2 separate regions of the Mus musculus genome follow, and region 2 is linked to region 1. Evidence: chromatin loops called from intact Hi-C (ENCODE). Cell type or tissue: left cerebral cortex. All regions are shown on one strand. Links, peaks and the distances in the headings refer to the core of each region. The heading gives the core; the rest is flanking DNA. Region 1 overlaps 4930402H24Rik (RIKEN cDNA 4930402H24 gene). Region 2 overlaps Nop56 (NOP56 ribonucleoprotein).

Evidence for each region. Peaks named below come from ENCODE experiments on the same cell type or tissue, not always from the same donor. Only the 100,000 strongest peaks of a DNase experiment are listed, where the experiment ranks them.
Region 2: a loop joins it to region 1, with 10 times the contacts of the local background. A loop is called at or near these places in 1 of 42 quality-filtered maps.

Annotation. Positions count from the first base shown.
Region 1 is chr2:130,703,801-130,706,711 of GRCm38, forward strand. 4930402H24Rik (RIKEN cDNA 4930402H24 gene) reads right to left here. Exons shown (of 37, transcript NM_029432.2): 37 at 2,400-2,911. Among named protein-coding and RNA genes, the nearest start is that of Slc4a11, 7.7 kb to the left of the region's middle. In left cerebral cortex, for the core only: a CTCF peak has its summit at 1,597 (motif pointing right); no DNase peak of the experiment used is centred there.
Region 2 is chr2:130,278,885-130,281,795 of GRCm38, forward strand. It overlaps Nop56 (NOP56 ribonucleoprotein), which reads left to right. Exons shown (of 12, transcript NM_024193.2): 12 at 13-429. The coding sequence ends at 339. Idh3b (isocitrate dehydrogenase 3 (NAD+) beta) reads right to left here. Exons shown (of 12, transcript NM_130884.4): 6 at 2,754-2,886; 7 at 2,523-2,656; 8 at 2,329-2,431; 9 at 2,072-2,218; 10 at 1,573-1,667; 11 at 1,379-1,439; 12 at 425-842. The coding sequence ends at 756. Among named protein-coding and RNA genes, the nearest start is that of Snord57, 2.3 kb to the left of the region's middle. In left cerebral cortex, for the core only: no CTCF peak of the experiment used is centred there; DNase peaks (open chromatin) are centred at 1,559 and 2,134.

The sequences.
Region 1 (2,911 bases), core at 118-2,617:
TAGCCCTAGCTGTCCTGGAACTAGCTCTATTAACCAGGCTGGTCTTGAACTCCCAGAAATCTGCCTACCTCTGCCTCCTTAGTGCCAGGAAGAAGGCAAGCACTACTGTGACCTGGCTAACTTTTTTTTTCCCCTAGGGATCGTACTGAGGTCCTGAAGCTGAGCCATTTCTCCAGTTGATAGATTAAAAATAAATAAATAAATAAATAAATAAATAAATAAATAAATCCCGAAGACTTAATTTTCTGAGAATTTCAAACAATATATTTTGATTATATTCTTTCCCATTCCCCAACTCTTTCCAGATCTTCCCTTACCCTCAACTCACATTGTCTTGCTCGAAAAGCAGGAAAAGAAAACAGAGCTCACACACACTTTGTTCAGTGAGTTGTGCTAGCCAACTACCTTGTCAGACTATTTTAAAGACAAAAGCTTTCGGAGCCCAGACTGGTCTCAAATTACATAGCCAAGGTTAACCTTAAAATTCCTGCTCCTCCTACCAAATTGCTTGGATTATAGGTCTATGCCACACCATGCCTGGCTTTAGAATGTTGTTAAAGTTTTTCTTTCCTAGGTCAAAAATTATTACAATCATTAACAATGAAAAGCAAAACACAAAAACCTCCACCCTTCCTAGAACATGTACTAGAAAAGACTCCAGACAGCTGTGGAACTCAATCAGGAATCTAGCTGATGGAGAGCCTTGCAGGGGCTTCCTGGAGATCAGCCATGAGGGGCTGGGAAGCAAGCCCAGACACTCTGGCACTTCCCCACAATCCCTTCCTGGGAAGTCTTTGCCAGTCTGCCTCCTAGGGTCTTCTGCAAAGACGAGCACTTGGGCTTGTGGTCTGTAAGATGTGAGCTAGAGGGCTTGCTGTGGGGACAGGGTTACCCCTTTCCACATCTCCCAAACCCGTTCCATGTAGTGTGGCATCTCAGCTCCCACGCCCTCTGAGCTGCTTTTGGAGGCCTGCCCTTAGACTCCTCCTCTTCCAGCCATATCCCAAAGCTACGCCTAGGGCCTTCCCTTTGCCCCAGGTCCCTATGGGAAGGACAGGATACACGTGCTCTGGGGGCCAGGCTGCCTGGAGAGCTGGCCTCTAGGAGATGGACCTTTCCCTGCTCTCAGCTTTGGGGTTGGGGATGCGTGATAAATGGGAGCCGAGTGGTGCAAACCTCACACCCATTTGTATGTTTGTTTTCTTCCTTTAGTGCTGTAAATACTTGGGCCAACTTTGGAGGCCCCACTTAGACTCACTTCTGGATTTAACTAGGCCTGCCAGTGTCCCTCGTTCTGTGCCAATTACTCTACCTGCTGGTGACTTAGTTGCCCACATTTATAAAGTTACACTGAGGTGGCAAACCCACAGGGCTTGTAAAGAGTTGACCAACCCATGAAGGCATTGTGCCAACGGGAGCCTTACCAGGCCGTCAGAGTAGGGGAGTAAGGATGGTGGCTCGTACCTACTAACCTTCTACTTGGGAGAACAGATCAGGAGTTCTTGGCCAGTTTCTGTTACATAGCAGAATTAAAAAAAAAAAAAAAGATTTATTTATTTATTTTATGTATATGAGTACACACTGCAGCTGTCTTCAGACACCCCAGAAGAGGGCGTCAGATCCCATTACAGATGGCTGTGAGGCACCACAAGGTGGCTGGGGATTGATGGTTCTAGCAGGAGAGCACAGCTACTCGTTATACTCAACTGGAAACTGGTTCTCCTCTATTCTGGGAAGTTTGTCCTCTTAGACCTAGTGCACTGGAAGCTGCTTCGGGAGGGACACACATAGAGCAGTGAGGGAGGAAGGGACACCCACCTAGCCAGCCAGATCAGCCTAATCAACACTGGCAATCAATGGGGTGAGAGATGTCGCAGCCAGATCACCCTTACATCCAGTTGCTAGGAATTAACTCAGGACTTCTGGAAGAACAGTCAGTGTGTTTAACCGCTGAGCCGAAATCTCTCCAGCCCCAGTTACATATAAATTTAAGGCCAGCCTGGACTACAGGACATCATCCTATTAGAACAACAACCACCAACCAACCAAACAAACAAAAAGAAAAAAAAAAAAACAGGTGGAGGGAATGGGGGTGTGAGCTCACCCTGAGCCTTGGAAGAGAGGAGTCTGTGTGCGGTGTGTGTGTGTGTGTGTGTGTAGCTTTTCTTTAGGACAGTCAGTTTTGTGTCTCCAGCTCCTGGGGCTCCTGAAGTGTATAAGCCAGGGCAGGTGACTGTGATGTGATTTTACCCTCTGAAGGTGTGCTGAGGGCCTCCAGGGCTTCTCCCTCAGCAGTCCTAGCCAGGAACATCAAAGCCAGACTGAGAAAGTCTCCAGTGCCCAGGGTTCCACCCTCCAAAGCCACACCAGGGATACTGGGAGACAGGCAGAGACAGAGGTACTTGTTGAGTGACAGTTTATTGGTCCTTAGCATTACATCTTAATTCCAAGTGAAATTCACAGACACAACTGCAGATAAAAACATGTAAAATAATATAAAAATAAATTGAAGGCTACTTTTATATATTTACTGAATTAAGTAGTGTAATAAATACTATAATAAGCAAAAAGTTTCAATCACACAATTCAGTTTCACTGAAGTTATAGTAGTGTTTGTAAATATGAATTTTAAAATTTAAGTTACAAATATTAAAGCATTGAAAAACTAGTATAAAAGTGAATTTTGGCACGTAAGTGAGCTCTTCATTAGTATGTGACGGTGTGGGATAGTGGGAAAGCCACCCCCACCTATTTTTTGAGGTACAGCTATCCAACTAGTCAGCAGCATGGCTGGAATACTTAAGTTTACAGTCTTTGAATTGAACTTTTCCCTTTTGAGAAGCCAGAGCTTTTTACTGTGCAAAAATTCTCCAAAATCCTAACAGGATTTAGGAGGGACGTTTTTATTGAT
Region 2 (2,911 bases), core at 126-2,625, 420 kb before region 1:
TTCCCCCTTCAGGAGGTAAATGAAAAATCTAAGAAGAAAAAGAAGTTAAAACCCCAGGAAAATGGAATGGAAGACCCACCTGTCTCTCTACCTAAATCCAAGAAAAAGAAAGCTCCCAAGGAGGAGTTGGCCAGTGACCTTGAAGAGATGGCCACTAGCAGTGCTAAGAGAAAGAAGTCCTCACCTAAGGAGGAAGTGGCCAGTGAACCAGAAGAGGCAGCAAGCCCCACCACCCCTAAGAAGAAAAGGAAATTTTCTGAGGAGCCTGAAGTTGCTGCTAACTTCACAAAGAGCAGCACAAAGAAAAAGAAAAAGTCCCAGAAAGCACAGGAGGATTAGAACGGACCTGCTTGGTGGGAGGGGCATACCTTGTGGCAGCTCCTGCCCATGAATGATAAAACCCCAATAAAAACACAAAACCAGATAGTATGTGTGTATTTTGTTTATTGACTATTTTTTTCATGGGCATGTATAGGATTTATGACAGGGCAGTAATGACAGCTTCAGTGAAGTCATGACATGTGGCATAACCACCCATATCTGAGGTTCGAACCTGTGGGAAAAAGTTATCATCTTAGGGTCTGGGCCTTGTCGCAACAACCCACCCTTTGAGATACCCTTAACACCAGCCCCCAGGACAGCCTAGCCTCAGAAAAGCTATTATAGTCTACTGTCTAGATGTTCTCTTCTGGTCCATTGTACTGAAGGGATGTATACGAAGCATGGTCCTTTTGAAATTGGAGGGAGTAAGGGCTCTAGCCCCCATGGGGGTGCAGGTGGCCGATGACAGACTTGATGAAGTCAGTTGTGGTGCTGTAGCCTCCCATGTCTCGAGTCCGTACCTACAGCCACCAACAGCAAAAGCCGTGGGGAAGAAGAGAGAGCCCATGAAGGAGATGGGACAGCATGATGAGATGGAGACCAAGAAAGATACAGTGCAGTGGAGAAAGAATGGAAGGAAGTGAGCAGGTGTGGGGGTCAAGGGCCTGCCCACTCGAGCAGACAAGGGAGTACAGGAGGCCGAGCAGGCAGCAGGATGGGGAGAAGAGCATATCACAAAGGATGAGATGAGGTTACCTTGCAAGAAATGAGACCAGCTGGGAGGGAAAGCAGGCAGCTAACCCTGCCTGTAATCTCCACCCCGACAAAGCTGCAAGGTCTGTAATCAGATGGCCCAAGAAGGGCAAAGGATGGTTTGGGAAAAGTAACAGCAGATGGAACTAAGGTGAAGAAGACCAAGAGGATGAAACAGCCAAGAGAGGGGAAGTGAAGAACAGCCCCGAGGTCACAAAGGAGGTATTGTTGGGGCCTGGAGGAGAGAGGTCCCTCAGGTCCCAGCAACAGCAGTGCCGAGCCCCTGAAGCCTTTTGAAACTCACCTTGCCAGCTTTGATCACTTTCTTCACTGCATCTGCAATCATGCTGGAGTGATACTCAAGACTGGCAATAGACAGGAGAAGCTGAGAATCCAACCAAAACACTCCCACCCTTCCCTTCTCCTTCCCACTTGTGCTTCCCGTTCCAACACCCACCCTCTCCACCCACGACCCAGCTTGAGCTTCCTGTAACCTACTTGAGATGCCGCAGCATGTTGGTGGCCGACAGCAGCATGGCTGTGGGGTTGGCTATATTCCTGCCCACTGCCTGGGCAAATGGGTGCCGAGCACCCTGTGGGAAAAAGCAAGCCAGAATCACTGGAAGGAGACAGGCACGTGCAGAGGTACAGGTATATACAAAATGTATTATGGCACAGAAGGAGGGCAGGCTAAGGGGACTGAGAAGATGTGTAGGGCAGGAGAGGAGGCAGCCATAGTCATTTCCAAGTGGGGCACTGGGATAGAATACAGCAGAACTACCTGAGGTCAGGAAAGGGTAGGTACAGATGACTAACAGAATTTTGTTTTGTTTTGTTTTCTTGAGACAAAGTCTCACTATGGAGCTCTGGCTGTCCTTGATCTATGTAGACCAGGTTGGTTTTAAACTCAGAGATCCACCTGCCTCTGCCTCTACCTCCCAAGTACTGAATTAAAAGCATGCACCACCATCCCCGGGGGAAAAATAATCTTGCTCACCGTCTCAAAAACTGCATACTCTGCACTGTAGCTCTCCCCAGGAACCACGCCAGCTCCCCCAACAAGGCCAGCAGCCAGATTGTCAATTATGTTGCCATAGAGATTGGGCATCACGAGCACATCAAACTGGTAAGGGTTCTGCACCAGCTAGGAGTGAGATATGAGAATAGAGAAAGGAGTTCCACACAGAGAGAGAGAGATTGATGAATGGACTGGCTTCCACTCCCTGCTCTCTGGAAACTCACAAAGGGCCTTACCTGCATGCAGCAGTTGTCTATGATCATGGTTTCAAACTTGATTTTAGGGTACAGTTCAGCAACTTCCTCACAGCACTGCAAGAACAAGCCATCCCCTAGTTTCCTGTTCACAGGCCAGAGGACAAAAAGCAATCAATAGGGTTCAAGGGATGGAACCCAGCCCACAAAAAAACAAAAAAATTGGCCTTCCTCACATGATGTTGGCTTTATGGACGGCTGTGACCTTGCTCCGCCCTTTCTTGGTGGCATAGTCGAACGCAAACTTTGCAATCCTCTGAGACTTGGTGCGAGTGACGATCTTCAGGCACTCAATGACACCCTTGGCGCTCTGGGTGAGAGGGAAGTAGCTTGTGACACTAGGGAAGAAGCAAGGAAGCCCACCTCCCACTTGCCTCTCCTTGTCCTCCGTAGTTTCTAAGCCTCACCTCATGTTCCAGAGAGCTATACTCCCCTTCTGTCTGCTCTCGAATGATAACCAGGTCTAGATTGTTGTGCCGAGTCTTGTATCCAGGAAGTGACTTCACGTGGACTACGTTGGCAAACAAATCCAACTTACGCCTGAGAGTAGACAGCCATCATCTGC